Linked DNA regions of Mus musculus: region 2 is linked to region 1. The links are chromatin loops, found by intact Hi-C in ENCODE. Cell type or tissue: heart. All regions are shown on one strand. Links, peaks and the distances in the headings refer to the core of each region. The heading gives the core; the rest is flanking DNA.

Region 1 (16,149 bases), core at 2,578-10,577:
TATTGGCAGAACACTTTGAAGGATTCTGTGTCTGGCGATGATGAGTTACACAGGAAAGCAAATTCTAGCTACAACAGAAAATCTCCCAAGCTGCCTCCTATGTTTCCTTTTGCAAACAGTGATTCCTGGTAACTTCTCAGCCTTTCCATCAGCAGGCATTGTTTCAAAGGAACAGCTCTTTACAGGAAGCAGGCAGACTACAACTTATAAATACAAAGTAGCGCCTGGCCGCTGTCTGAGTCTGGACAGCAAAACTCTACAAGAATTATGGGGCCATCTTGCAACTGGAAAAGTAAAGTGTAATGAAAAAAAAAAAAAAGAAAAAGATAAAAGTCTCAAGTAAATACCCCCTCCTGGGGCTGTTTGAAGCATTGGTCATTCCCTGACAGGCCTGCCTAACAAGATTTGAAATGTTGGGAAATGCACCCGTACTGCGTGAGATTGAAGAAAGTTCCTTCCATTTGTTTTTGCAGTGGGGTTTATTTCCAAGGAACCACCATCGGCATGGCACCCATCATGAGCATGTGCACTGCAGAACAGTCTGGAGGAGTTGTCATGGTAAGCTAAAGATGTCTGGGAGATGTCCTCCCCGTCTAATGACTTCCCCAGGAAATCTTCTCTTGTCACACTTCTTGAAGCCAGCTCCTTCCCATGGATGCTTTCTAGATTTGCCTCTAACTTTTACTCTACCCATATTTATGATGATTTATTTTTCCACGTGTCAGGGACAGTTTAAAAGACACAGATGGTCTTCAAGGAAGGCAGACATGGAAGAGTGGCCCCTTCTGTGGAGAAATATTTCAACTGGCACTGTTGGTCAAAGTATCTTGATCCAGGAAAGTTTCCTGATGTTGGGATGACCCAGGACATGGGGGTTGTCCCCAGTGCTCAATTGGAAGGAGGGAGGGGATGGGAGGGATAGACTGTGGTCTCACCAAATGTTGCCACTCAAGTGATTTTTTTGATGGTTCTGCCCCCAATCCCAACAGTCAGAAGTTTGAGGTTTTTCACTACGTACCATTGCAAATGCTTTCCATACCTTCTGGCCAGAGCACAATTTGTCTTTATCATAACCTTATTCTTGGAAGGCAGAAGGCTGGGTTTATTGCTTTGCAGGGCTAACTTTGTCATCTACGGGGCTCTATATGTTTGTAGAAGGAAGTACAATGAGAAGCATGCTTGAGATTTCTTATGAGTTTAATGGAAGGGACTTAAACTTGCTGCCCGACAAGGGGGCTCCCTCCCAGTCTAACCCTTCTGAAAGTTCTAGAAAGGATTCTCATACCAGATTGTCCCTTGAGAATCTAGTGCCCGGCATGGTACCGGCTCTCAGACAGGGAGTATCCTCAGAGCCTGTCCCTCTGTGTCCGTTAAATAAATACACTCTTGCCCTCCCAAGAAGCCATGACTCCCTTCCCACCCTCCATATAGAGCTTCCTGAGTTGTAATAAAGGGGGGAACCAGTTACATTCTGCTGAGTGTTATTTTCTCTGCATACTGCCTAATCTAATCTTCCTAGGGACGGTACATAAACATTTTCCTCCCGTCTGGGAGCGGTGGTAGGTAATTTATGCAAGCATGCACTGCGTGGGCAGACGATGTGGAGGGCCTGCACCCATTCGCTGGATAGCTGGCTTGAACCGGCTCCTCTCAGGTTTCCTTTGAACATGGAAGCCCTGCCGGTGATCTCCACCATGGAAGTCACTGGAAAGTTTGGGTTTTTGCTGGTGCCAGGTTAATTTCAAGTCAGATCACAGCTATGTTTTCATAGAACAGATTGTAAAGTTTTAAGAGGGAGTAATTTTCAGTTTCATGGTTCCATGGTTTAAGTCGCTACTGACTTTGCCACTTAAAACTGGGCACAAATACGTTTAGGAGCCAAAATGGAATTCTTCATAAGCAAAGCAGGTCCTGCCCCTGCATGGGGCTGAAGCATCCCGTGTCCCACATGACAGGGTAAAGGACCTGTCAGCCCATATCCCTTGCTCTGTTTTCATAGAAGTCATTACCAAGTGCCCCTCCTTGAAATCATGCAGAAAAAAAAAATCAAACTATTTTGTTTTAAATATGTGAAAGGAACATGAGAACAAATGCCACTTATATATCATGCCAGGAGAGTCAAGTCAGGTCCAAAGCTAATTCTCGAGGGAGGTGGAGAAATGACTCAGCACTGAAGAGCCCACAATGCTGCTCTTCCAGGGGACATGCATGGGTTTGGTTTTCAGTACCTAAGGCAGGGCAGGTCCTGACCTCCTGTAACTCCAGTTCCAAGGCATCCAATGCCTATCTCTGGGCTCCACAGCCATGGCACTCATGTAGGCAAACCCCCACACAAGACACAGGCATATACACACTCAATTAAAAAATAAATAAAAATTTTAAAGAAATTAGTTTTACCAACTAGATGGCAGAGAAAGTCTTTCCACACCCTGTTTTTATCCCACAGAGAAATACTAAATAGGATGGAAGTTCCCATCACACAACAGCTTTAACTTCTGTAGGATTCATGAGACAACAGGACAGGCTGTTTCCTGTTCAAACCTAAGACATCAACACTAGCTTTCTGTTACTGTGTCCTGAAGTTGGATTCATGTGTATTAGCTGTGACCATCGCCATACCCAAGGGCCCTCAGTATAGAGAAACAAAGTGGTTGACAAGAAGGGGGGGGGGGACCTTTATAGAGCTAAAAATATGATTTCTAAAACCATTATCCCATTTTTTTTCAAGAAAAGTCAATTATTGGCTTTAGTAATTTAAAGCCATGCCTTTGTACCTAACTAACCTTAAAATAAATGTGAATTTAGGCATGGTATCAAACACACAAAAAAAGGTTTTTTTTTTTCTCCCCAGTTGTAAGCAGTTATAAAGGATTTATCAGTAGTTCTTAAGGCAAATTCTAAATTATCAATTATGCATGATGTAAAACAACTCAAAAAATAATGATAAAACTGATAGTTCACCGGACAGAAAAAGAAGTCAGCAGTTTCGTATTCTGGAGGAGCGACTGCCTTCCCTAATGCACATGATTAAGAATTGATTTCCTGAACCGTAAAATCTGTAAGGCTTCTACAACAGGAGACCGTGAAATGTAAATGTAGTCACAGAAACACACCTTTATCCCGAGTCCTCAGGAAGACTGGAAAGAAGAGATCTTTTTCTAAAACACAATATCATACTCTCTTTGGACATGTTTTGGGAAACCTGTTATCACTTTCCTGGGTAACACCAACCAAAATTCAAGCAAGATATTCTTTTGCCCTCAAGGTATGAACACCTTCTCCAAAACTCCACACACTGGCAGAGTTTCTATAAACCGCATCAACCAATTAACCAATCTTGGATGACGCTAACTGTATTTTTAGTTATGTTTAAGTATCTACCTGAGCCAAGCTATCCAAGAAGGATATTAAGCTGTTGAGCTGGAGGTGGTGAGCAGTGCTTGGTGACTGCAAAAGGTCAATGTAGATCCTAGCCGCTCCATCAGAGGATCGGGGCTTCTTTCTCTGTGTCCAAGGTCAACTTAAAGGGCCAGCAGGACTGAGACATAACTGAATTGTAATGTTAGTTCAACCAACCTTCCAGTAAATTCCGTCACAGGATCAGCTATTTCTGTAAGTTGACAAGAACTTTCCCAGAGTCATCCCCTACCGGGCAGAAAGGAAGAAGCAAAGTTAAGGTTAGCTGTTCAGGGTTGATTTGAAAACATCTTTCATTGAGCACCCTCTTAACCAGGCAGCCGGTTCATTCTATCATTAGACATAACTTTTTGCCTCTCTCAATGGTGTTTTGCAGAAGGGAGATCAGCAAAATCTTCACATATAATAAGATGGCCCTCAGAAGAAGAACCCCCAAGTGGGCTTAATGAAATAGGCCAAATTACTTCCCATGGTCAAAGTTAATAGCAAGGTTTTCTGTATTGGGCCTTTATGGGGAATTCAGTTAAACCAAGTGTTAAGGATGAACAACTGCCAAGGGGAGGGAAAATGGTCGAGAAAAGGCCACGCAGATGTGAACTGTAAATCTCTGCTCTCGTCTGTTCTTTGAGGACCATTCAGACAGCCCCCTTGGTGCCGCAGTGACCTTGGCACATGAGCTGGGCCACAACTTCGGGATGAACCATGACACACTGGAGAGGGGCTGCAGCTGCAGAATGGCCGCAGAGAAAGGAGGCTGCATCATGAACCCGTCCACGGGGTAAGTACCAGGCTCCAGTGGCCTGAGAGTCGGCTGTACACGTGGTGGATCGTGTGCCGAGAAAGAACTTAGCCAAAGAGGATAACGCTCCCCCCCTGCCCGGTTGTCTGACTAGAGAATCTGCAGAGGTTTCCCGAAAGAAAGCCATGCACAAGTAGCAAGAGTGGACTGTGTGCTCTTGGGAGTCGTGGACAGCCAGCTTCAATGGCACAAGGCATAACGGCTGGCCTCTTCTCTGGGAAGAAGTGAGGATAGATGCTGTTATTTACAAATCACAAATTATCCCACAGTCTCACCACATGTTTCTGATTTGAGCGGAGTTTCAACTGACATTGACCAGAGGAGCCAGGCTTCTGAGGGTCTTGAGAATCCACCCTTCAGAATTGAAATGTGTCCTAGAGGGTCTGCTTCTAGAGCGTGCTAGGGAGGAGGTGCCTTCAATTCTGGTTGGATGGAGATGGGTTACCGTATCCCATGCTAACAGATCACTTCGCCCGTCCTTTGGGACTTGAATGAAATGACTTTCTAGTCCCACTATGGAAGACCTTGAGTGAGGTAGACACAGATGCCCCTGGGAGAGATTCAAAATGCAGATGTCCTCTGACAACTCGGAGAGTCTGTCCCAAACTGGAAAAATCAGTGGCAGGCTGATGTAGGGAAGCTTAGAAAGAAGAAGCCCATGGTGTTTATGGTCCCTTGTCCCCTTATATTAAAATCTGAGAGCCTGTAGTCACCTTTATCATGGAGCTTCCCTAGCCAAGCCTGCTGTATACATTTGTTGAACTTGAGGCAGTAGGAGCAAAAAGTGTTGATGGGATGATCTAACTGGGCTCCAGATAATTGTGCTCTGCGATGCCTTGCTGTCAAGGCAATACCATCCTGGGAGGGAGGACACTCACCTGTGAGCTTTAAAGTTCCAGAAGAGGCGAGGATTGCTGAAGTGTGTAGTCTTGCCTTTGCAAACCACATGGAGAGGGGTTCCTTACCAGTTTGTAAGACACCAATAAAGTCTGGGCTGAACCCCACAGCCCATATTAAAGCATTGCCACCTCATGTCAGCCTCTGCTCTGGTGCCCTGCATCACAGCAAGTCACCACTGCTTCGAGTCACCCTCACTGGCACTCAGACTCTGCAGGGGCCACCTCTCCGGCCATGCTTCTGCTTAAGCGTAATTGGGTGGAGTCACAGAGACCTTGGCTAGTGATGACAGGAACCAAGAATCTGACTGAAAGTGAGAAGAGTTTAAAGCAACACTATCAGGGAGCTGTAAGCATGGCCCACCCTTGGCCCACAGGCTACATGCAACCTAAAATAGAGATGAGTTTGGCTCAACACAGAACCGTACACCCACTCAAAACATGATGAGAAACTTCTTTTTGCAGTTTTATTTTTACAACTCAATGGTGTCGTTCTCAAGTGCGAACTTTACAGATGGCATCGTGTCACAGTGTCAACGGGTTAGGATGTGCCTGCTAGAGACTAATGAGTGTTGCTATCTTAAAGGAAGGCTGGCCACCCTAACACATAATGTTCTCTCTATACAAATCCAAACAGAGGGGAAGAACCAACTGAACAGTTAGGGAAAGGAGCCACCGCTTAGGATGTGAGGTTGGTCTTAAGACCTGCCTGCACCTTCTGCCTCACTATCCGGGAAGCCTGGATAGTGCCAGTTTCCCTGGGTAGCATGCCCCCAAGTGGCTCAGAGTGGGACTAGCAGGAGTTGGCCTGCAGCAGGGTCATCTTTATCTCTTCTCATTCTTGATGAACTCATTCAGAGGACAGATCTCATGCTCTCTGCGTTTCATCCCCCTGATTATCCCACAGGCACTAATACATCCACCCACCCACCTCCAGAAAAGGTCCCCACTGGCCAACCGACTGTGTTGCCAGCTGACATTGCACTAGCCTTTTAACTTTTGATAAGAGGAAATGTAAGAGGAGAGTCCAGCTAGAGCTCTCTGGGTTGATTGAATGAATCATGCCATTCCAGTTCTAACCTGCTTGTTCGAATGACCCGATTGTTCTCATGCCCACAGGCCAAGGAGCAGGCCCTGGGCCTTTCTGAGCCTTGTTAAGCAAAATACCTAAGTCCATCTGTATGTCTTTTCTGCCTCCCAGCCAGCCACCCACTTATCATCTTGAATAGAAAGCACTGTTTGAGGAAGACCCTACAGCCCTAAAGATTATAGACATCTGCAGGCATGCTCTCTAGCACTCTTGGGGTCTTGTGTGAGGTCTTTCTTGCTGGCAGGTGTCCACAGCAGTGCTGAACCATGCTGGCCAAAATTACCCTAGAGCTATCTGAACACCTCAGGTAGAAATGGCATTGTTAAGAGCTCAGCAAAACATTTTGAAGTCTACACACACACACACACACACACACACACACACACACACACACACATATACACACATACACACATACACACACATACACACATACACACATACACACACATACACACATACACACATACACACATACACACACATACACACATACACACATACACACACATACACACATACACACATACACACATACACACACATACACACATACACACATACACACATACACACATACACACATACACACACATACACACATACACACATACACACACATACACACATACACACATACACACATACACACACATACACACACACACACACACACACACACACACACACACACACACCAGGGGCTTGCTAATAGCCTTTATTTGATTTATTCCTTATTAGCAATGTCAGAGTTTTCTCTTTTGCTGAGCTTGTGTTTTTGGGTAAATCTTTTTCTATTTGGTTCCCATTTATGATGATCCCACATCCTTGCCCAGAGAATGGTGTTCTTAATTTTCTCAGATGGAGAGCAACTTCCTAAGCAAGTGGATGAATTAATCACAAAAGCCCATAGTGAGGGGGAGAGCCAAGAGGCCCAGACAATCCCCCGTCATCCATCACCTAGGGTGGAATTTCCCAGGCTGATCCAGCATTATCTCATAGTGGTAGTTCCCTTGCCTCATGGGGTCCCTGGGAGAGAAGGGGGGTGGATTGAATGAGATCATGCGCCTCTGTAAATTATAAATCACTCTCCAAAGACAAAGGAGTATTAGTGTCATTTAGTTCACAGAGACAGCAAGCACAGAAGTTGGATCTTTTTCAGAATTCCCATTGCTCAGTGGGTAGGACCTCTGGTTGCTGTGGCTGATTTTAAACTGATCCAAATACCAGTCTTCCTCTTGACTTTTTCCTCCCTGCTGATTGACCTATGGATGGCTAGTGTTTAAAATGCTGGCTAATTGAAGTCTGAGCCTGAAGGAGACCCAGAAAGAGTGAGATTAATATCAGATTTGATAGTAAGGGCTCAGAATCTAAAAGAAACAAAAATACCAGAAATGGACTAAAGGGTATATCCTGTAGAGAACCTGGTTTTCCCTTAACATAGTATTCCTGTATCCTAACTCTAAAATCATGGTCCAACCCTCACCTGTGACAAATGGAACTGGAAGGCCTGTAAATACAAGCATGGAGCCGAGTCCTGTGCAGAACAGAGTGCCTGACTTCCTTGCACACAGCAGCACTGGCTAGAGGGCGTTTCCCTAAGGCTTGTCTTATTAATTACCAGGAGGCCATGAATGAGTGTGTTTTATGTCTTGAGACTAAGTACTTAAGACCTGCCTTGGATATTACTCTTTGACGTGTGTGGTGTCTAGAGGTATGTGTGGGAGTCAAACTCAGCAGTGTCCATCTGTGAAGGAGCTCCTTGAGGTTCTTGGTCTTTCTAAGGTGGGTGGAATCACCTCGAATGTATTGATAGCAATAAGGATAGAGGGGTACTGAGAACATTTGTAGAGCTAGCATGATAGTAAATATAACTTGCTACAGTGGGAAAAATTAAGATTTACATTCAAAAATAGAGTTGCTTATTTCTCTAAATTTTACAGAAATTGTATTATTGAGAGCTGGGCACTTAGGCTGTCTGAGAGGAATGCACCAGAACAGGCCACACATTGTGCTCTTTGATGGATGTTGAGTATACACCCATAACAGGACAGACTCATATCTGTTTGGTTCCCATTATGATCCCACATTCCTATCCTAAGAGTGGTGTTTTTAATTTTCTCAGATGGAGAGCAACTTCCCAAGCAAGTGGGTGAATTAATCACAAAAGCCCCAAATGATGGGAAAAGCCAAGGGGGATTTGTTTCATTGTGGTAGAAACAGATGAGAAAACCAGCCAACAAGACTCCTGCAGGTTAGAGTTTCATAATTGGTCAAAGTGACTATTTAATGCTCAGCCATAAGTGAGCCATGTACATCAGCCCCTCTGAGGCTCAGGGAACACCAATGAGTGAGAAGTGGAAAGGATTGAACAAGCAGGAGGGAGCTGGGGAATGGTAAAGATCGCTGACGTCTGAGCATGACGTGGCTCTTTCACTCTTGAACTCACGGTAGTTGTGATTGACTGAACAGCATCTGTGCCATGTAGCATCCAACAACATCCTGCACGTGGAATAGAAGAGGCTCATGGAAAAAAAGGAGGAGGAAGAGGAGGAGGAGGAGGAGGAAAGGCTCATGGGACCTTGGCCCTCCCTGGGGTTTTATTGAGGTAGTTAATGAGGTAGATGAAGGGGAAAAAAGGCATTTTCATTAGGGGTGCATCTACAGATAAGATGTCTTTGATATAAACAAACATTTGCCCACACCCCCATACACCACCCTAATGAAACTCACTGGGTCACTAAACAACAACAGCAGCAGCAAAAAGAAAACGTTCAAGTCCAAAAAGGGTTACTTGGGACAAGGAAGGAACAGGGGAAGTTCTAGGGGTAGAAGATGAAGGGGGTAAGTATGATCAAAATATGTACATATATGAAAATGCCATAATAGGTGGGGTAATGCTGGCACATACATATTGTCAGCACTTTAATATCAGCACTTAGGAGGCAGAGCAAGGAGGATCTCCCAATTCAAGGCCAGCCTCATCCACATAGGTAGCTCCAGGACAGCCAGGGCTGTTCCATGGGAAAACCCTGTCTCTGTCTCTCTCTGTCTCTCTCTCTCCCTCCCTGTCTCTGCCTCTGTCTCTCTGTCTGTCTCTCTCTGTCTGTCTATCTCTGTCTCTGTCTCTGTCTCTGTCTCTCTCTCTCTCTCTCTCTCTCTCTCTCTCTCTCACACACACACACACACACACACACATACACACACACAAAGGAAATAAAAGAAAATGTCAGAAAAACGTCATAATAAAATCTATTATTTATAATTAACATATACGTGGGGAGATGGCTCAGTCAAGTACTTGATGTATAAGCACTGAGGACCTGAGCTCATATCCACAAAACCCAGTGATAAAACTGAGCACAGGGCTAGAGACCTGTAACCCCATGCTGGGTGAGTCCAAGTCCCTGGCACCTTCTTACAAAGCTAAGCAGAGTATCTGGGTCCTATAGTCCTAGTGCCAGGGAGATTCTAGTAATTTCTAAACAGCTAGTCTGGCCAATTGGCAAGCCCAGGCTCAGTGAAAGGAACTGTAAAGTACACTGGAGACTGTTTGAGGGAAATACCAGTGTTGACCTAGATAACCCCATTCACATGCATGCATGTACACTCATACATGTATCGAATGACTTGTATTTCATAAAACATTCATGGTAGCAGGGAGACAGGCAAGGGATCTGGAGGTGACAAGTTGAAAGAGGCAGAGTTCTGAATAGAAGATTCTGTAGGCATGGATGAGGGGTATCTCACCCCTGAGCATCTTATCTACTTGCCTGAGTAGACCTGGGTACCACAGCATCCATCGGTAGGTACTTGTAAGTCCAAGAGAGTGCTTCTTAACCTTCCTAATGCTGTGGCCCTTTAATACAGTTCCTCATGTTGTGGTGCCTCCTCAACCATAAGATTATTTCATTGCTACTTCGCAAGTATAATTTTGCTACTGTTACTGATCATTAATGTCAATCTCTGATATGCAGGAGATCTGGTGGGGGGGGGGGGTTGCAGCTCACAGGTTGAGAACCACTGCTCTAAGAGACAGAGAGATCTTCAAACCCAATCGTGGTACTACATTTCAAATCTTCCCAAAAGTGACAAATAATTTAATTCCCCGTGTACAGAGAGCCAGAGTTGGAAGGGAGCCAGCTGAGCATGCATGGGGAGCAAAGGTCAGCCTGAGTGCCTTAAAGGGATTGAGCAGAAGTGAGGCCGTCCTCTCCCTGAACGTTTCCAGCTCATCCCAAGCTACAGAAATTCTCTTTGAAGGGTTTGCCTGAAAAAGCGTGTCAAGGGAATGGGATGAATAGTGGTTTCCTGCGAAAGCTCCCAGAGGCCAAGAGTCATCGACGTAGAATAGACACCCCATCAAAACCCACCCCCTTCCAAATTCTGAGCAGCTGTGTAAGATCACAGAACACTCTGAACATGGAGGGATTTGCAAAGATGGGGCTGAAAGCCCTTATGTCTCTGCATCATCTCATTTGAGGATGACAGGGCTGTGGGGGTGGGTGGTTCTCACTGAAAAGTTTTGTAAAATCTTCATTGGATTTTTTTTTCTCAAAGTGTTGAGATAAATGATGGAAATCTTTATCCACGTGAAAGGAAAAGGGGTAAGGGAAAGCCTTAGTAACAAAAGGAGGACTCCAGGAAGATGAAGTATGACTGGTCAAATCAATTTCATTAGCCAGCTGGCATCCTTGAGTCAGCTCCATCCTGATTTTAGCTTAGGAGGGAATGGCCTGGAGGGAAGATAAGCACACTGGGAGGACCTCATTAGTGTACTGCATGCTCCTGTTTACTGCCTGGGTAAGTAGATAGTGCTTACTGGAAAATAAAAAGGGTTGTCTGCAGTTAGTGCAGACTTCAAATACTGTCTGGTATGTATATAGGGCTTAGCAGCATGGCCTTTTCTCTCAGGCTGGACACTGTATAAGCACTGCTCCTTGAGCTTCCAGCCCAGGGGAGATGACACAGGAAGTGTGCCATCTACCTCCATAGATGGCACTTGTGCTGTCCTGGGTCAGGGAAGAAGACACAAGTGTGTCCATTTTAGAACTAGAGGAACTGGTGCTCAGAAATCTAACAAGCCACCAAGTTTCTGTATCATCCAAGCAGAAGCCCAGGGATCTAAAGCTGTGTTGCCTCCTAATATTTTCGCCACATGAAAGTCACATCCATATTTGGACTTTTTTGTAAGAACAAAGGCCCTTCTCAGGACAAAGTATCCCTACTGCAAATTCTGGGAGGCAGAAGACAGACAGCCCCATTTGAAAATGGTTAGGTCTACAAAACTTCTTCGAATTGCATCACTACAGCAGATGTAATTGCCTGTCATGGCCTCTCTAATCCAGCACTTTATCTGTAAAGGCATTCCAGCTGATGTTCTCCTGACCCCATTCCCTCCCAGGCATGAACCCCACATGGCTTCCTGCTCTTTCTAGAAAGTGGTACAAAGGTTTTTACATGAAGGCAAAGGTAACTCCTGGGTCTCTCTACAACTATGCTATCCAGAAGGAACCATGTTATGCTCCATAAGGTCAGACATTTGTTTTATCCATTGCTGAATCCTCTGCCCCTGAGTAGCACCCAGCGTGTACTAGAACTACTATTTCCTGAATGACAGGGTGGGTGTGTTGGTGAGCAGATTGATGGGTTGGGGGTAAGTGCATAGATATAAACTGATGCATAGATGGGTAGTTGGGTGAGTAGGGAGAAAGTGAGCAGGTAGGGATGGGGTAGATGGTGAGTGGGTGAGTAGATAGGTGGGTAGATGAATAGATGGATAGGGGGTTGGAGTGATGGTGAAAAGATGGGTGGGTTGGAGATTTGTGGATGGTTGGGTGGTGGATAGGGGAATGAATGGATAGTTAGACTGACAGGTTGGTAGATAGGTAGATGGATGATGGATGGGTGGGCGGCAGATAATAATTGCATATGTAGATGAATGGATAAGTGGCAATTACTACACAATCATTTGTTTCCTATTTTAATGACTAAAGCTCTAGAGGAAAACCTGTATGACCATCATCATTTTATCAAATTTAGCATTTGTCCATCCTCCATTTTCCTTTTCTGTGTGCACCACATCTTTTTTGTTTGTTTGTTTGTTTTGTTTTGTTTTGTTTTTTGTTGTTTTTTGTTTGTTTGTTTGTTTGTTGAGACAGGGTTTCTCTGTATAGCCCTGGCTTTCCTGGAACTCACTTTGTAGACCAGGCTGGCCTCGAACTCAGAAATCCACCTGCCTCTGCCTCCCAAGTGCTGGGATTAAAGGTATGCACCATCACGCCTGTTTTTTTTTTTTTTCACCACAACTTTATAAGCAGGATTACAACCACTTACAAGAATGGACTCGATACAATCAGTAGAAAAACTTACAAAAACTGAAAGTAGGAGTTGAGTAAACACCCAGGATGAAAAGGCCAAGCCTGTTGCTATTCTGTATGCACTCCATGGAGAGCGAGGAGATGAGAGAAACTTGCTTTGCAAATGCAGAGGGTCTTCCCAGTGGAGCTTTTCCTGGAGGTATGCCAAAAAAACCATGTACAATCTAACAGTTCTAGAACGTATAACCAAAACCCCATCACCCCAACTAGACCTCACTCCACTGAACAAAGAACTCTGGCGTCTTTCTCATGCTGCTTGTCACAGCCCTGAGAATGCAGACACACTCAGCTCCCTCTGATAAGTGAGAAGACTGCAGGTCAGGGAGGACAGAGGCCCAAGCTCCTGGCTCCAAGCCCAGTCCTTTGCCCTTCACCAGGTGCCAGCGAGCTTTAGGGCCTCAAGCTCTCGGGACTTGGGGATGAAATAGAGAGTCTCTCACCATTCCTGTACTCCCTGGTGGGAACCCATGCAAGAGACAACTAGCGGGACCAGGACGAGATGTGCACTGATTTTTGCCATAGCTGGGGGTTCAGAGTTCTGTTATGGCTGCCTTACCTAGCAGGTCTGACGCGAAGCTCCTTTCTCCTGAGAAGCATGGTATGTGCAGGTGTGTCTGCTACCACAGCAGAAAGGAGTCTATTACATGAGGCGTATAAATTGTCCCTCATTAAGCACAGCACCGGTTCATGTCTGTCAGCACCCAGCCCTGGAGAGCCCCACACGCAGAAGCTTTTCCATTTAACCGAATGTTAAGCTGCTCATCTGACACAGACAGAGCCTCTGCCGAACCAATGGGAGCCTCTGAACACTGTGTTCCTTGCCACTGGGTCCTTGGCTTCCAGGACCTCACTTCTGGAAGGAACAGCTATTCTGTGTAGAAGTGAGACGGTGGCAGCATCCAGAAGCTTCCTGTGTATGATTTAACTCACCACAACTCACTTAGTGTCCCTCTATTCAAATTCCTGGGGAATTAGATCCCCACTTTAATTAGGTTCCAGTGAGGAACATTGGTCAGAGCTCACATGTTTAGCTCCATGAACAATTATGTTCAGCAGATGGATTCTTCTGTGCCCTAGGTGCTTTCTATTAACCACGACCATGTACTACCGAGGCGAGGACATGCTAGAGTCTTCACCGTAGCCTGCATCTTCCTTAGCCTTCAGTAGCCCATCTAGCAGGCCCATTGACTGGGTCAGCATTGGTTCTGGTGAAGTCACTGCTGTTCTTGCAAGAATATAAAGATGCGGTTCCCATGGTCTTCACTAAGGTCTGGTCCATCCTCTGAGCCAGTGTTCTTGGTGTCCAGCCAATATAGCATCAGGTGACAGAATGGGCTCCGTCCATGCCTCCCTCTGATCTGGAGTGATCAGGCTATCCTGCGGGAAGCTAATTCAAGACAGAATGGATCACAAGTTGGTTCAAATGAACCCAGGTGTACTGAGCCTTGTTCTCCACGACACCAAACTCCCTCAGGCAAGTGCTTCAAGGTGCAGTTTGGAACTGGAGAAGACCCCAGGACTCACCTTTATCTCTCTGGCTCCTAGGTGCGCCAAGGCACTCAGGTGACTGCCACTTTCTACAAATAGTACCTGCATGCCCCCCTCCACCCAGCCCCTTGTGTCAGGTCCTGTCTGAGGAGCCTCGTGGCTTGTGCCTGGGGTTCGGGGGGAAGAAGCTCCTGACAGCTCTCCCAGGCCTAGAGGATGAAGAAGATGGCAGGCTTCTGTTCAAAAGCCCTGTGTTCAGTCCCAGCTCTGCATTCCTTCAGTCCCAGTAAGGCTCCTCGCCTCTCTGAACTCCCGTTTCCTCAACTGAAAAGCCATAGTGATAAAATTTGACTCATGGGATATCAAGGGGAGGAGTTTTATTAAGAAAATGGTGGATACTGTCAGCGTTTCTAAGCCCCCTAAGTGTAAACTCATAAGTTTACATGGCGAGCCTATCAGACCGCTGAATGAAAGCAAGGGCGATCAACCAGGGCACCAACATCACCAGCCAACCCAACTGAAGGGCCCACTTGGTCGCGCCTGCGTTCTATGCCTGGAGATGAAAAGGTTTTATGCAGAGGTGCAGTTGCAAAAGACCTGAAGGCTTTTCTGACAATGGCCCTGGAATCTGAGGTTTAAAAGCTGACTGAGGTGAACCCACCCAGTTGTGACTTCTTGCACTGTCTCACTGTAGGAGGACCTAAGTCCTGTAGGAAGAGAACTTGCAGTGAATGCAAAACTGGTTCTTTCATGGGGACAACATAGGATTGGCTCCACATTTCAAAGGACTGGGCTGTTTCTTAAAGTCTATCTTTGCATGTTATGTGAGTGTGGCCCACAGTGAGCTCCATGCCTGGAGAAAAGATGGGAGGACTTGAGGATCTTGCTCCTGGGAGATGAGCTTCAGGGGAAATAAGGGGAAAGCTGTAGGAAATTGAAAACAAGGGGAGGCTGGTAGTTGCCTTCTAAACAATGTGTTCTTGTACCTGGTCTGTGGTTGGTTGGCTGGCTGGCTGTTTGCTTGGTTGCTTGCTTATGCTTCTGAGCCCTGTTCCCATTTGCTTTTAGAACTCAGAAGTCATTTTGTTACCCAGTATGGACTAAAGTGAGAGAGTATGTAACTCTTCTTCATTTGGCTTTGCAGTTTTACAAGGTTGCTGTATTCTGGCCACAGTTAGGACAGGTTGCTGTATTCTGGCTACAGAGATAATGGATTCTGTACCATCTCTGAATGTTTCTAAGCCCAAGGCAAGGCAGTCAGAGGCATCTTTCCCTAAGTTGCCTTAGGGAAGATACTGTGAACTTACCCCTAAAACTTTGGGGGATTTGGTTGGAGTTCTGTTGTCTTCATCCTTAGAGTGGGAGGTGATGAGCCCCACTTTATAGATATATAACTGAGGCTCGAAGTAGTGCTAACAGGCAGGTACTCAGACATCTTCCCGCTGGTTTTCTTCCTCCCCACCTGTTCCATACCACACCTCCCAGGGGAAGGACATACCAGATCTGCTGTGCTGTGGCTTCCATCTCAGTCTGCAAATAAAATGTCAGTTGGAAGCTCCCAGCATCTTATTTTCCAGGAGCTGTTGAGTAGCTCTTTACAGTGATGTCATTTCTGCTCAGTGAATATGTGAGTTTGGAGTTTGGTTGTAGTTGTTGGGTTTTCTGGTCTGGGGTTTTGTGTTTGGTATGTATAATCTTGCCTGGAGAAGACTATTGTCATGCTCAGCATCCCTTAGTTGCCCATAGTTCTTGGTCTAGAGATGGATCCCCTTGAGATTCCCCATTTCTTGTCAGCATGTTAACTGTTATCAACCTTGTTCAGGTCTTAGCTAAGCAGCCACATTATTGAGGTACCATGGATGTAGCTTCCCTGATGCTTCTAGGAGTCATAGTCTCACTGATGGTTTTCTGGTCCTCTGACCCTTAACATCTTCCTGTCCCCTCTTCTGAAATGTTCCCTGATCTCAGGGTACAGGGTACAGGGTACAGGGTACAGGGTACAGGGTCTGATGGCCCTATGATTGCTTGTAGTCAGCTTTTTGACCAGTCATGGTTTCTGTAATGGTCCCCATCTGTTGC
Region 2 (16,149 bases), core at 3,482-11,481, 390 kb before region 1:
ATCTTAGAATGTTTGTATAGCATACGTGTGGCCTTGGGTTCCATTCCCAGCATCATAGAAAGGAAGAACATATTCTAGTTGACCATAGTTCCCTGCTGTTCTCCACAGGGAGCTGGACATTCTCAGCATTATCCAATCGATGATAACACTCATTAGTTTGGTCATTAATGATGATACAGAATTTTGGGACCAGGTGGCCAAATCCACACCACCTCACACACACAGGCACACAGACAGACAGACAGACAGACAGACAGACAGACAGACAGGCAGACAGAGAATATCTGAGCACAGTCACTCTCCGTGGCTGACTCATCTCCTGCAAATCACACCTTCTCAACATCTGCTCTGGAATTGCCTGAATCCATTTAATCTATTCCATAGTGCGACTTTCAACTTCTCCTCCTAACCAGGAGCTTTGAAAGCTTGCCCTGTGTGTGTCATAAGGCCACTACCAAGTGTTGAAGCATCCCACCAGACCCTCACCTGGGTTAGTGCCCTAATATTCAGCCTCCCTCATCACTTCCCTCCCAGGTACATCAAGCCTGCGCCTCTTCTGCCAAGTGGTTGTTTCAAAACTTGGGATATGTTCACTTCTTCTAAAAATATATAAAATTTAAGTTTTCCTGATACTAAAATTAACGAGAATATCATGTAGAGATATAGGAAAATGGGGGCTCAGAGATGGCTCAATCAGTGAAGTATATGCCTCATAAACAGGGAGACTGACTTTAGATCCCCAGCCCCCCACACAAGCCAAGCACAGTGGTGTGTAGCTATAACCCCAGCATCATGATATAGAGAAGGAGAAGTTTATTGTCTAGCTGGCTTGCCCAAATTGCTGAGTTCCATGTTCAGAAGTAGTCTCCATCTCAGAGAGCAACAGACTGTCAACATCTGGTGTCAACATCTGGACACACACACACACACACACACACACACACAGTGTGTGTGTGTGTGTGTGTGTGTGTGTGTGTGTGTGTGTGTTGGTGCATCTGCACACAAACAAATGTACATACACAAGAAAGAAACTTAGGACAATACAGGAATATATACATAAGAAAATATTGATTTTCCTTTATTGATTATCCTTTATTTCCCCTGTGTTTAAAAAGCATGCATTAACAAGGCACTTCAATTTTCATGGTTTTCTTCTTTCATGCACCACTCCAATATGAGCAAATCCTGCATCATTTAAGAGATTTATAATTTTTATTTTTAAATTCTGCAGATTATAAGAGGCAATTGCACACGCTGTGATTTACTAACTGCCTTTCCCCTGTTTAAAAGCATTGATTCTTCTTGGTTTCCAGTGGCTGTGAGGAGGAGGGAATGAGGACTTTTTATTTAATGGGAGCAGAATTTTAGTTTTATGAGATGAGTTCTGAAAATGGATGGTGAGGGCTACAGAGCATTATAGAATGCACTGGACACAGGGAAATGGACACTCAGCATGGGTAAGATGGCAACTCTTATATCTGTTAACCACAATAAAAACACAGGTGAAAGGTTGATTCTAGCCAGCTTTTTACTGCTGGGATGCATGGCTGAACCCTCTCATCTCCAGTGACTGTGCAGAAGGACAATGGCTTTGAGATGAGGAGCAAGCGAGGCTCCCATTTCCCATTTGTTTTGAAGCCCCGTGTCCCCGTTGCTTCTCCACAGAATAAATGCAAGCCTGAACTGCTCTTGCATCCAGGACACTGCAGCATGGGGTTGACAGATTACTCAGCATTGATACTTCTAGGTCTGCTCTGTGGAGGAAGCAGGTATGCAGCAGGCAGAGGCAACTGGGGCAGAGGGTGTCTATGAGGAGATAGATTCCAATCTGGAAAGTACAGTCAAAGGTTGCAGAGCTCTACTGGCAAAGGAAAGAACTGTCTCACCCAAGGTGGAGAAAAGACATATTTCAAAGACAGATCATACTGCATGCTTCTTCTTTGGAGATATAAATTGCTGCAGGAAGAAAGCCATTTTCACCTCAGTGGCTCAGGGTGGGATTGCTTTGAGTATCTGACACTTACCTGCCTCTTATTTCAACTTAGAAAACGATGCCTGCCCTTCTTAGTCATATGCCTTACGGCATAAGTAAAAGCAAAGGCAGTCGATCAGAAGCCCGGAACTCTGAAAACAGTTACCAGTTCTACAAAATCATGCTGGAAACGCTTAAGATAAATCAATCTCTTAAAACATTTAGAAGACATCAACAGCAGCGTCTATGTGCAAGAGGATGAAAACCCTGATCTCAGAAGACAGTGGCCAGGAGATGCTCTGCTGCCAAAGCCAGACTCAAACCCAGCCGGCTCCCGCTCATTTTAACATGCATCACTTTCAAAACTGAAGGTTTCCTACATCCTTTCAAATCAAGTCTTATATCTTTTAACTTTATTTTACATGAAAGGTATCTCCCTTCAAAGCCACCTTTAGTTAACCTTTAGTTAAAAGGCAGAGGGGGGTGTCACCTCAAAGTAGCTTGATTTGAAACAAACTGTACTTTTATAATTTGTCTCTTCTTTTTTGGGGGTGGTGGTGATGGTGGTGGTGGTGGTGGTGGTGATGATGATGATGATGATGATGATGATGTGTGTGTGTGTGTGTGTAGCTATATTCACCTGTGCATGTAGAGGCCAGAGGTTGACATCAGTGCCTTTGTTGATTGGTTTAAACCTCACTTTTGTAGATAGGGTCATCTTGACCCTGCCTCCCTAGCAGTGTTTGTAGGCACATGCTGTTGCTCATGCTGTCATGACCTGTTGTTTTTTTACGTGGGTGCTACAGATCCAAATCCAAGTTTCCATGTTTCTGCAGAAGCCTTTCCCCGAGCAAGCCATCTCCCCAGCCCTAGGTTGCGTATTATATTTGATTATCTATTGGTCTCAGTGAGAAAACTAGAATTGATAAATGAAACTTGTTTTACAGGAATATTGGAATATATGTTGAAAGGTGAAAAGTCCCTCTTTTCTATTTTAATTCCTCTAATTTTATTTTGGGGATCTTTTGTCAACCCTCAATCTAATGATTTTTTTTTTTGGGGGGGATAGTGTCTCCAGGGAGTTAATTCCAGCAGACCACAAGGGTTTATAATACTCAGTATGCACCTGGCCTGTAGATAGGTATTCATTCAATATTTGTCATCCAAATCACCAAGTGTATGGTTTGCCTATAACTGCAATGTTATAGGCAACACCAAAATAGCAGCTATGGGCAAGTCCAATGCGACGTTTCTGATGCTTTGATCACATCAATTATTTACTAATCTCTGCTGAGTCGTGGGAAATGTAAGTTATACAAATGCCTGTAATAATTAGTGTTCAATGTTGACTTCACAAAATCTAGAATCACCTGGGAGATGGGACTTTGGAAAAATCTGTGGGTGTTTCTCTGGAGTTAAGTGATGGGGACTTAATCTCAATTGTTGGTAGCATCATGTCACTGGTGCGAGCTGGGGCCTTTATATTGTGGACACAGTGTGAGGAGCTTCTTTTAGCTGCTGCTGCTGCTGCTCTGTCTTTCCTTCCATGATGGACTATGCCTTGAACTGTAAGCTAAATACACCTACCCTCCTTCCCTTTCTTCCCTCCCTCCCTCCTTCCTCCCTTCATCCCTCCCTCCCTCCCTTGTAGCCTCCCTTGCAGCCAGCCTCCCTCCCTCCCTCCCTCCCTCCCTCCCTCCCTTCCTTCCTTCCTGTTACTTTTGTTCAGGGTATTTTATCACGAAGCAGAAAAGAAGCTAAAACAAGGCTCACTTCAACAGATACCACCATCACACTGGCATCTCTCTTTCTCCTTCATACCTTGCCTATGAAGAAGAGAATCAGACAGTTTTTCCTGGACATGATTCTGACCAGCATGAATTCAGCCAGGAACAGTGTCACCCTGAATAACAAGAGCTTGAGAAATCAGTTCAGAGTCACACATCTCATTATCATTCTCTCCTCTTCCTTTTGATGGAATCAAAAATCACAGTCACACTTTCCAGGCCTCAGGTAGTGAAATGGCAGCTGACTCTTTATATAGGCTCCCTTGGGCCTCGAGGACCTACTGGGATGATGCCCAAGGCCTGTGCCCCCAAGGAAGCCCTCAGCAAATATGTCCCTGAGCTCTGCCTGGAGGAACAAGACTGTCACTGCCAGTATCAGGGTCTTTTCTGTGTGAGCTCCAAGCAGAACTGGCAGCTCTTTATTCCTAACAATACAACCACACTGACTCCAAGACCCAGACTCTCACAGGATCCCGAGACCAAGATTGGGGGCCCTGTGACATTGGAGATTCCAGTACCAGGAAGGGTACCTTTTAACAGACACCATTCCAATCTTTTCCTAGGATTACAGCCATGCATATCAAGGCTTCTCTGAGGTCTGGGGTCTCTGAGAACCATGGCTCAGGATGGGTTCCAGGTTCTAAGTCAGTTCACCCTCTCTCTTCTATGTCTGTGTACCCTCAAAGGCCACCAAGGAGCTGGTTACAAATACAGATTCTAGACTCATCCCAACAGGTCCTGAATTAACTTAAGCCTAGAGATTAAGGTGTTCAGGTATCTACCTCAACCCTGTGAGATTTTTAAGCCCAGGCTATCACTGGTCCAAGTTTGAGGAAACACTGCCCTGCAGAATAAGAACAACACTGCAGGTTCCAAGTTGCGTTTTATTTTTTTTCCTCCAAAGATCAATGTCAAAGGAATTCCCACTGGGTATGATTATACCCATAGCGGGGTGCACAGGAACAATTATTATCAGAACTAAATTTAACTAGGATGGGAGGGACTGTGTACTGTCAAATGGGCTCCAGGTGCACTGTCATTTTCTTGTATGCAAATCGTAGCCATGGGAGTGCTACAGGGAGAAGAGTGGAGTAGGGAGAGTGCCATGGAGACAAGGGAAGCCTGCTGGAAACAGACGCTATAAAAGTACCTGTCTCTAGCCCTCTAGGTTCTACTGATTTGTCTAAGGTGGAGTCATGGGCATCTGGGTCTTGCAAACTACAGGTAATTATTACTCTATACTGTAGCAATAGAGGTGCTAGGAAGGCATCTTCACTCCATGAGGTTGACCTGAACTGCAGAAAAGCCTTGAATTGGAAGGTGTCAGTGTGGCTTAAAAAGATGTTTGAAGTGTTGTCCTTGTCTAAGAGTTGGAAAGATTTTGTTTTTAAACACTGAAGGAGGTTTAAAATGGACTCCCCATGCCCCACCCCCATCTCTGGTTAGCTTTTGAAATTTGTGACTTCTCACATAAAGAATAAATACATTTGTATGGTAGAGGTAGGCATATCTCTGAGTTCAAGGCCAGACTGGTCTATAGAAGGTGCTGCTTACTGGCTTGCTCCTCATGACATGCTTAGCCTAATTTCTAGTTGCACCTAGGAATCCCAACCTAGGGGTTGTATCTCTCACAGTCGGCAAGGTTCTCCCATATCAATCATCAATCAAGAAAGAGGGTACTATGGACTTGCCTATAGGCCAGTCTTACAGAGGCATTTTTTTTTTTTCAATAGAGAGTCCCTTATCCCAAATGAATCTAGCTTGTGTCATTGCAGGGTTGTATGCAGAGTCACATGTCCAGATAGAGGAGAACACTTAGTTATTTAAATATATGAATATTAAATCTGCCATGAAGGAAACACAAATCCTATACTTGTTCTTACATCTTGAGAAAGGCAAACCCAAGCTTTCTTCCATGGTACCTAGGCCTACCCTTTATAGATGCTTTTTTCTTGAGATGGTAGCAGACCAGCTGTGACTCTGTTCACACTCCCTAAATCACCTCCATCAGGGTTGCTAGTGTATGCATGTGGGCTAACATCTTCAACAGTCCACACTCAGAATTTCAGACCTGTGCTCACAATGTTCTAGGTGATTCTAAGGTACGCTAGGGTTTGAGATCTGCTCTTGAATGCTTGTGCACCCTATCGATGCCTTTTGGCTTCCAAGGCTGTAGTTTCTATCATTATTTCAGAGTCTCTGCAATTTTGTGCACAAGGTCCAGAGGGCTCTGTCACACTAAGTGCTGGGCTGTGGTCACATTGAGTGCTGGCCTGGGGTCAGCCTTCTGCAGTACTCATCACACATACATGAAAACACAAGAAGAGACAGATTATCCTTTTTATTCTTTATCTGGTTAAGCATGGATAAAAAAAAAAAAATCACAGTGCCTTTGCGATCCCGGTCCTGCCAGGGTCTTTCTGGGGCTGAGCTGGATGGCGAGTGTCGATGGCCCAAAAGAAACACAGTGAGCCAGGAATCTTGTCAAAGCAGGAGCTCAACTTTATGGCATCAGCCTCTCACTTATTTAAGTTTGGAGCATAGGAAGGGGGATTTTTTTGGTGGGGTAAGATGATATAGGAGGCGGGGAAGGGTGATGGAGGGTGCAGAGGCAGGGCCAAACAGGTCTTGCTGAGCCACCCTGAAACGGAAGTGACTGAGACCGACCTCAAAACTCAAACCAAGCTCGGGTTTGTCCTCGAGGCTCAAACCAGAACCAAAATGGGGCCCAACGTGCCTTATTCTACACGTAGTGATTTACATAAGGGCTTAAGAACTGCTAATTAGAAAGCATGGAACTCCTTGATCATTTAAACGTGGACCAATGCTCCTCATAGAGTATCCCCATGACCTGTAAGAGTTCACTACCTGCATTCCTATGAACTGCTGGAATAATTGAGGTTTTTTGTTTATTTTTTCTATTTTCTAGGAGACACTGGCATCACAGAACACAAGAATGATATCACCTGTGGTCATTTCCCGGCTGATTGATGAAAAGAAATCTATGGAAAATGGAGCAATATTGCCACAAGCCATTGCTCAGCCTCAGCTGTGTCCCACAAAGCCAGCTTTGGCCAGGCGCGATGGAGTGAGCATGCACAGGCGATTTGCTTTATCTCCAGACAGACTGGGAATTTTGACTCCATCAGATGATCAAGGACTGGAGACAGAACCGCTGTCTACAGGGGACAATCTAGGCAAAGGTTCCCACAGCGGTTTCTCGTCTATCACCATTACTGCCCGACGTGTGGGCCCTCCAGCCAGCAGCTTGGTATGGGACACTTTTAGGGACCCACTGTGTCCCAAGTGCAAAGCCAAGGATGCTCTGTTCCAAGAGCCCCCAGTTCTGGCTGGTGATGCCCATCTCTGTCAGCACAATAGACCCTTCACCTGTACAGAGTCCCCCAGCAATGGCTCCGTAGAGGGGATGAAGGTTTTCCAGGCTCACTCAAGGCTGAGTGCAAGGCAGGACTACTGGGTCACCCACACGAATGACAATGAGGACAGTTTTTCTTCAGACAATTCACCATCGAGAAAAGTCCCACTGGTGTTCAGTTCTTGTGTCCACTTCCGGGTGTCTCAGCAGTGTCCCAATGCCATTTACTATTTGGACAAGTCTCTTTCTGTTCCCCTTGAGCGACCTCAAATTGCTAGCCCCAAAATGCACAGGTCTGTCCTGTCTCTCAGCCTCCGCTGTAGTTCCCACCAGTTAACAGCAGATGGAGTAGACAGCTCAGCTAATGGAGAGCCAATCAGCACAGCTCTATCACAGGAACTCTCGGAGGGAAAGCAGGACCTCCTAGGTCCACAATGGGGCCAGCCACAAGGTGGTCACTGGAAGGAGAGCCCAGCATTGGTGCCAGTACATTTGGGGAGTGGCACATGCCCTCGGACTGGCTCCCCTCCACTGGAAAATGTCAAATTTGCAGACGTGGGAAGGAACCAGGTCCCAGTACGAAAGGAGAAAGAGGACCATGCAACATGTACCAGTAGCAGCCACACCAACCAACTCTCCATCCATATTCCCGGCTGGAGTTACAGGGCTGGTGAGTAGATGTTCACCTCAGAAGGTTATCCAATATCAGTGTCCAGCTAAGGGAGGGCTACTGAATTTCTTCTGTATAGCATCATCCCAGTAGATCGATCACATTGAGCATTTGGTCATCTCTGCTCCAAGTCAGCAGTTCATAAATTAGTGCTGTTGTCTGATTAGACAGATGTTCTCAGATTTGTAGATAACAAGAAACCTTCCATCAAGATCCCTATCCCAACAACAGTGCCAGGCCATACAGGCAACCCATAGCAAGCAGTGGCTTCCACAGCTGAAATAGAGTATGCTCACACCACATTCCAGAACAGGATAAGTAGAATAAAATGACACCCACACCCAGATTTTGTTTTTAACTTCTCAGGGGTCCAATGACTATTGAGAGTTCTAGAATCTGAGGTTTTTGCTTTTTAATCCTATCATTGATAAATGTGTTAGCATCAACATTTAAAAACTACACCTGAGTTGTATAATGGTGTGTGTGTGTGTGTGTGTGTGTGTGTGTGTGTGTGTGTAGGTGTGTAGTAAGTACAGCATGTTTCCTAATTGGGAAGTTGGAATGTTCCTTACCAATCAGCAGCAAAAGGAATCATGTGTCCTGGGTTGTGTCTGGAGCATCCTGGCTGGGCTTTGTTGCTATTTCTGCTATTTCAGGGCCAGACAGAATTTCCCAGGTGGGCTTCTCTGAGACCCTTTGGCTTTCGGGAGAGGAAACGAGTCTGTCTTGGAGGGAAGCAGCCCAGATTTCTCTGTCTCTGTCTCAGTTGTACTTTCTGTGAGACTGACTGGTTTATGAGTCATGGACTTTCCACTTGGGGAAAATATTTGAAAGAAATAATAGTAAAACTAAAAACGCAGCATATGCATAGTAATTTTATAGCATGAATTTCTTATCCATTTAGCATTTATTAATAAAAATGACTGTAAAACACTTAAAAACTATAATGCATGTGGAAGTATTAAATGATGTAATTAATTTTAACAAGTGTAGATATATTGGATGTTCAGAGATCTTTAGCGCCAATTCAATATAGCTTTTGGATTGATTAAACTATTGAAATGCCTGCATCAACACACTCATTGCATGCAGGAAAATGCAAGCAGTTGTTCTCTGTTCCAAAGATAAACGCCACTTTTGTATTTAAGGAAGTGCTCAAGCTGAACGCTTCATCCTTACTGATGATGATTCCAGAAATAGAGAGACTGCACTCTATGGTGAACGTGACTAGATGCTCTGTTTCAGAGTATAGAATAATCACTTGGAAATTTTTAAAAATCTCACCAAAGGCTCTTTAAAAATAACCAGATCCCGATCACAAATACATTTCAGGGCAGAGTGGCTTCCCTGTGGCTTTGAAAAGAGGCTGGCTGTTCCTAGGCGGGTTAGTGGAGGTTAGTTCTGCCTCCTGTGGGGCTGACATCCCTCAGAATAGTCATGTATTATAGAGACTGTAAATGTATTTAGAGCCTGGCTCTAAATCACAAGACTGCATCCTATCATTTGGAGAAAGCCGCAGAGGCTCAAAGAATCTGAGCCTCGCTTTCCTATTTTCTAGTTCAATGAATGTGGACAGTGACACAGCCACTCCAAGCTCTTATCCTTCACTCACCAATTAGTGTTCTTGAATGTCTTCAAGCTTAGGTTTATTTCCTATTCTCTATCAGCCCCAGATGGAATTTTTGAAGAGAAGAAGTATCATACGAGCCTTGGCAGTTTCTATCCTAACATCCAACACCACAGAAAACATCAAGGATTGAGGAGCTAGGCAAAGAAATAATTCCTAACCCTAAGGCCAAAAGGAGAGCAGAGAGCCATATGTCTTTTTTCTCCATTAGAATAGGGGGTAATTTATTGTTTGGGAATGTGCCTCTAGTGTGCATGAATGCACATATGTACACACACACACACACACATACACACTTACTCGGCTTGTATACACTCTCACTCATGTATATCTACACTAATTTTCAGTGGGCTACATTTCTTATTGGGTAACGAGAAAGCATCTCTCTCCATGCCACAGAATTCCTGCCTGAAGTTTACAAGCGTGATTGACTAGCTCTAATGATCACAGTCTATTCTGGTACAGGGTACATTACCATCACAGAGAGCATTTGCAAGCTCATCTTCCACCCTCACAGAACCTTTTAGCCTTAACACAAGTACTCTCAGACCATGGCCATGCTCATTAAGACTTGGAATACCTGTGCATTTCCCGTCAGCAACTGGCATTGTATCTAAGACATTCGTGATAGCTTCCTGTGGCTACATACACTTAATGGGCTTCATCCTTCTTACTGTCTGAAGCAAGCTCCTTTTATCGGAACGCTACCCAAGCAGGATCCCCTCTGGGCTCACTTTGCTGATACCTTTGTAGGTGCTGCCTGGGAGAGTCCATAGATAGAATCAAGATAATTTTAGCTGTAATCACTAGATCATTGGATAGAAAGTTCACTAGATGATATTCCTGAGTAAACCTTGAAGATAAGAACCCAGGAAGACTTCTAAGGTATGGGGAGATAGGATACATGCAATTACATCATGAAAAACAGGTAGGTTTCGTTCCATGGGAGAAAACTTTCTAGCAAACATGAGTACTTACCTTTCCTTTGGGACTGAGGTTAGGAGTTGACCCCTTTTTTTGCCTACCTTCTTGGTCTTTGAGGCTTTGTTAGTGAGCATCCTGCTGGTACCGTAGGGGTAAACATCATGCAAAACTCTGCCCCTATTGTGAGGGAAACTTTCATCACTGTTACCACCCTATGCTCATGAAAAATAATCATGGTACATGTTGTTAAAATCCCCAATGCCAGATCCTGGCTTGTATCCATTATTTTCAATCTTCTAAACAATTCTGTAGGGAAAGTCTCAGTTACGCCTATCTTGTAGACAAGACAAACAAGGCTTGAAGAGAAAACTTACCTAAGTCTCTGTATCCATTAAGTGCTAGAGCTATGTCTGTGGATCCTGTTGTATCCTTGCCAGTGATAACCCTGGGCAGAGTAAGGATGTTGTGGTACCCAGTAGTGGGCCTGTCTCCACTGTCACCATAGAAAGTGATATTTAAAGATGGCTCAGGAGTATCTTCTGGGGTGGTGACTCAGTGGGCTACAAATGGATTTCTGATGAGCTGTAATAAGTTTAGTTATTGATTTAGTTAAAGCTCATTATCTTGGAGCCCCTTCCCTAACCCCAATCCTGGTCTCTGGGCCACTCTGTGGGATTTTTAATATTAATCTAAATGATCCTGACCTGAGTGTGTGTGATTGATTTATCATTGATTCTGATACATTAACTATTACTTAATTCATTTTGTATCTGTGATTCATCTCTAAAGCTCTTTTCCTTTCTGAGACATCCATGTAGACAAAAAGCAAGATACAATGTTAGATGCCATTGGAGAAAAGACTAAAGAATATGATGTCCTGTTCTGTGGTAGGCCCATGGCCAGTGTACATACTCAAAAGCCTTGCTTCTCAACCTGAGGGCTATAAACCACTTTGGAGGATGCACATCAGATATCCTGCATATCAAATGTCCATGTCGCAACTTATAACATTAACAAAATTACAGTTATGAAGTAGCAACAAAAGAAATTTATGGCTGGGAGTCTCAACAACATAAGGAACTGTATTAAAGGGTTATAGTGTTAGCAAGGTTGAGAACCACTGCTCTAAAGGCATTAGTATGAGTGGCTGGAAGGAATAAGCCCCTGCCAGGCCACTGCATAGATACCAAATCTGCTTGTCTTCCTAGGCATGGGATGTGCATAGAGGTCTAGCTTTACTTTTCATTTACACATCAGGCTTACCTGAAGAGAAAATGCCTCTTGAACTCAGCTCTCTCATCACAGAGGACTTATTTCCACAGGGCTCAGACAGCATGGGAAGAAATGTTATTTTGCAAATGTATCTCTACCCCCAATAATCTAGAATTAAATGAAGCAATCTTTTGTTCTTTCTTGTCTTTTCTTTTGCCTTCACTAACCTCTACCATCCTCCTCTTTTTTTCCTCCTCTATCTCCCCCTATCCCCTTCCTTCTCTTCCCTTTCCTTTTATTCCCCCCTCCCCAGTCCTGTCCTGTCCTGTCCTGTCCTGTCCTGTCCTGTCCTGTCCTGTCCTGTCCTGTCCTGTCCTCTTATAATGGAAAGTATGCTCCTCCTTGCAGGCTGCATACGTTGTATGGCATTTACTCAGCTCTATTGTTCTAGTGGAAAAGCACTGTGATCCATAGATGTATACAGCTGCTGCCAATAAAGTTTTATGTACAAAGGCAAATGGTATGATGGACTTAGCCTACCTATAATTTGTGACCTTTGATCTAGAACTACTTGACAGTGTTGCATCCTGTGTTCTTGGAATTAAGACTCTGTGGTGGAGATCAATGGATAGCCTATATCCTAAGGTGTGCTTGTGAGAATGACCATGGATTGAAGAACGATGAAGGAGGGATGAACAGATAGGAAAGTACACTTGGTGTACAGATAAAATGAAGGTCACAGCTACCCCAGGATCGAGAATGGCTCTTTAGTGTTGCTCTGAGCTGGAGCAAGAAGGCTGGGCCTTTCTTTATCCCAGGGAGTAGATGTGACCTTGAATAAGAAGCCATAAGAAGCCCTTGCTTGCTTGTTAGTCTCTAAGGTGGGCTAATGAGGGGTATTGCCCCAGAGTGTGCCATGCAGTGCATGTAAGAGCTGGCCACCCTGCCACTTTTCACTGCACCTCTTATCACTCAGAAAGGAGTTAGGAGTCTTCCTGAGTTCCACCTAGGACAAGACTGCAAGTGGGCTATAGACTATCATCTTCTCACCCATGTAAAGATAGCAGTGAATATTCTTTCCTAGCTAAACTCTGCTTGCTCACTTAGGAGCACACTGGACAATTGTGAGAACAGACTTGGACTGGGGACAGTGGTGAAGGTGTTGCAAAGTGTTTAGACCCAGAACCATGTTTTTTTTTTAACGTTTTTATACATTTTAAATAAAATATTAAGTATTGATAATTAAAATAGTATTAATACTTTGTAACAATTAAAGTTTTGAAATAATTAAAATAATTGCTTTACTTTCTCCTTATTTTTCCCTCTCAAACTGATAACCTCTTTTTCCATAAGTATTGTTGTTTTACACACACACACACACACACACACACACACACACACACACACAATGGCAATATCAGTGGACATGTTAACTAGGAAGGGAAAAGTCTCAAATCTCAGAGGGTCACACCCCTGGACTAGGGAATAAAGGGAATACAAGGAACTGATGATTGCTGAGAAAGGGAGAGCTAGCCTCTGCAAAAGATAAGCCCTCCTTTTGGTTGTTCAGGACAAAGTGGTCAGCCCTGAAACTGCATATACACAAGCAAGAAAAATGTACTCAGCAGAGGCATGTTTTAAAGGTGAACCAGCAGGACTTGCCAGTGGACCAGATGGACTGTCATCTGTAGGGACTGGGATGTCCAGCATTGTGTATATCCATCTGCATTTCCTAAGGTTGCTCCTGTCTGCAGCACTTCTCAGTGAGATGAGAACTAACACTATAGCGACAACTTGTACAGCTGATAAGTGGTGTATGGTCATGACCAAGTAGGGTAGTGTTTTCTTACCTTTTCTGAAGCAAGAATAATTGGGGAAAGTGGGGTTTTGTTTGTTTTATTAACTATAACTTGATCCAGAGGGTGTTTTAGTGTGCATAAATGCACAAGGAAACTGGAACCACATCTCACTCAACATTTTGAAGAGAGGTGTCAGCAAACAATGATTCAGCCCAGTCCCACAACCATTGATGTTCATTTATACATTGATGTTCATATATACAATGTCCTCTTGCTACTTCTATAATAGTGACAGAGCTTGAGTGTTGGAAAAGAAACTGTGCAGCCCACAAAACCAAAATAGCTGTCACCCAGGCCTTTAGACAAAGTGTGCCACCCATGCTCAAGGCTAATCTTTGTATAATCTTAGGTCACTTGTCAGCAATAACTTTATTAGTTCAGTAGGAGAAGTTGACCAGATGGTTACTTGAATTCTTTCATTGGAGAAGGGATTTTTTGTCATTGTAGCTGTCAGAAAAATTATCAGGGCACTTCTCAGAATCAGATGGGATGATGTCCAAGCAAAGGGAGGTGGATTTTTTGTCCTCTACCCCTTCACACCATTGACTCTAGAGCTGCCTCTTATCTTTTGACTAAAGCCTGACAAATTCCCTCTTGTTCTTTTCCTGTTTCCTAAACTATTCCTCATGGCCACTAGCCCAGATCCCCTTTATTGTTGGCAACAAAGTCTGTCACTGTATGCCAGTTACCATTGTCACTAATGATTGGGGCACCTGCTAAGCTCTAGCACCTTCTGGTACCTCCATACCAGAATTCCATCTGGACAGTCTGTTCTCATTTCCTTGACGATTTATGTCAGTCCAGGTTCCAGGTACTCTGCTGCCCTCCGATTGCACAGTTCTGAAACAAAACTCAAGTGTATAGGTTACAGTCTTTTAAAGTGACCTCTCCACTCTCTAGAGGCCCTTTTCCTGCTAGGCTGCACAATCTGAAAAGGTGGGAATCCTATGAGTCACTGTCTCCATTCTGCAGAGCACTATCTTAGAGCAGATATTCAAGGTCTGGCTGTTTGGTGGAGGTCAAGATACTCTGATGAGCCAACAAAGCAACTGATGTGACATCAGGGTCACTCAAGGACCCTGTGTCTTCTTCCTTATACAACCACTCCTCACACCTGGGCCTAACATTCTCTAACCAAGGAAGGGGGGGAGCCATGTAAGATTCACCACCAAGAGGTAGGTTGTGAAAACTACAGAATCCCCAGTTGTTCTGAAAGCTTTGGAGTGAGGCTCTCCAAACTGTGTTTCCCCTGAGAAGCCAGTCAGAAGAGTCAAATACAATTATGGGACACATTCGTCATCTTTCAGATGGCTAAATGAAGAAGAGGGGACATTTAAGCAGTGCTGCACAAAGATGTAGAGAGTTTTCACAAAGATGTGGAAGGTTTGTTTCATTACTGATGTCTTAATGAGGTGAAGTCATCTCTTCCAGGATAATAAATATACTTCTCCATCATCTTTAAGGACCCAAATTTGCCCCTTTTCATCACCCAAGTCAGCTCTAGAAATCAAGAGTCATCCCCCCCCACACACACTTTGTTTTATCAGTCACACCCTGCATTATATGAATGAGCTATGTCTCTACAATGTTAGGGAGAAAGTCATTACTAACACTCCTTTTGTTCAGGTTTGCCGGGGATTCATAAAGATAGATTCGAGGACTGAAGACTGATGAGATAATGGTCTGAAGTTAGAGAACCATAGAGCAGCTGTCTAGACATGAATGACTCCTAGATACTCATGCTATCTAGAACTCATTCATGTCTAGACCACCAGCAGAGTCTCCACGGGGTGTCGATAGAAGACCCACTGCATTTCAGTCCATTTAGCTAGTTATTCACCACACAGTTCATAGGCGATTCATGTGTATCAAGCTACTCACGTGAATTCACAGTGGGACTCAATACCATTCTGTAGTTATTAGTCTTAGGCGTGGTCTGAGCTGTTTGCTGGAAATCAGATTAAACACAATCCTGGGAGAACAAAATGGTATTGTGATGAGATCTGTAACGAAAAGTGTTTTGGGTACAGATGATCTGGAAAATGGAAAAATCAAAAACTCGAGAAATAGGATCACGTATCTCAGTCCTGTGTCTTGGTCAAGTTTTTCTTTCTCCCAGTAACCTTAGAGTAAATCTAAGACCTTTGGGTAAGATGTGATCCTTTCTGGTTTGCCCACCAACTTTGGAGAGTAGAAGACAGGTGAAGATGATAGAACAGACTTGAATCCTTTTAGACTCTGATTTCAGAATAGTTTGCTGTCAAATGTGGAAATGCTTCTCACAATGCTATCCAATACTTTGTGACCCAGTAGAGCACAGCATGGGGAAGGCATCAGTGTTGGTAATGACCCTGCTTCACAGCTGGGACACTGTAGTGCATAATATGAGACTGATGTTGAGAGTATAGAGAATTGTTCTTATCCAGGAAGGACATCACATCCAGGATCATCCCACCCAACACTGATGTCTGTCCCAACTAGTGTTGTCTTGTGTGAGATATTTGGGGAGATGGGGTTATCTCTTCTATATGTCTTGGTTCTTAGGGGCTATCACAGGCTCTTCAGGGTTGAGGTGTCCTGGAGGGCAGGCATGTGTAGTAGTGGTATTTCTTTTTGCAATGTCACCACAATTAGGGTTAGACTCTTCCCCTTAAAGTGCCTACCTGCCTACTCTAATTGTTGTGACACATGACCTGTGGAAATGTCCCCAATCATAACCACA

What was found. A loop is a pair of places that touch in the nucleus more often than their neighbours do. Peaks named below come from ENCODE experiments on the same cell type or tissue, not always from the same donor. Only the 100,000 strongest peaks of a DNase experiment are listed, where the experiment ranks them.
Region 2: a loop joins it to region 1, with 4 times the contacts of the local background. A loop is called at or near these places in 3 of 42 quality-filtered maps.

Annotation. Positions count from the first base shown.
Region 1 is chr7:133,949,130-133,965,278 of GRCm38, reverse strand. Adam12 (a disintegrin and metallopeptidase domain 12 (meltrin alpha)) reads left to right here. Exons shown (of 23, transcript NM_007400.2): 10 at 474-558; 11 at 4,047-4,195. It overlaps Gm51500 (a long non-coding RNA gene), which reads right to left. Exons shown (of 3, transcript XR_003946886.1): 2 at 15,569-16,149; 3 at 11,830-13,969. Among named protein-coding and RNA genes, the nearest start is that of Gm51500, 23 kb to the right of the region's middle. In heart, for the core only: a CTCF peak has its summit at 5,901; no DNase peak of the experiment used is centred there; H3K27ac peaks cover 246 bases.
Region 2 is chr7:134,340,368-134,356,516 of GRCm38, reverse strand. It overlaps D7Ertd443e (DNA segment, Chr 7, ERATO Doi 443, expressed), which reads left to right. Exons shown (of 9, transcript NM_001199941.1): 3 at 6,689-7,805. Among named protein-coding and RNA genes, the nearest start is that of D7Ertd443e, 16 kb to the left of the region's middle. In heart, for the core only: a CTCF peak has its summit at 7,469; a DNase peak (open chromatin) is centred at 7,506.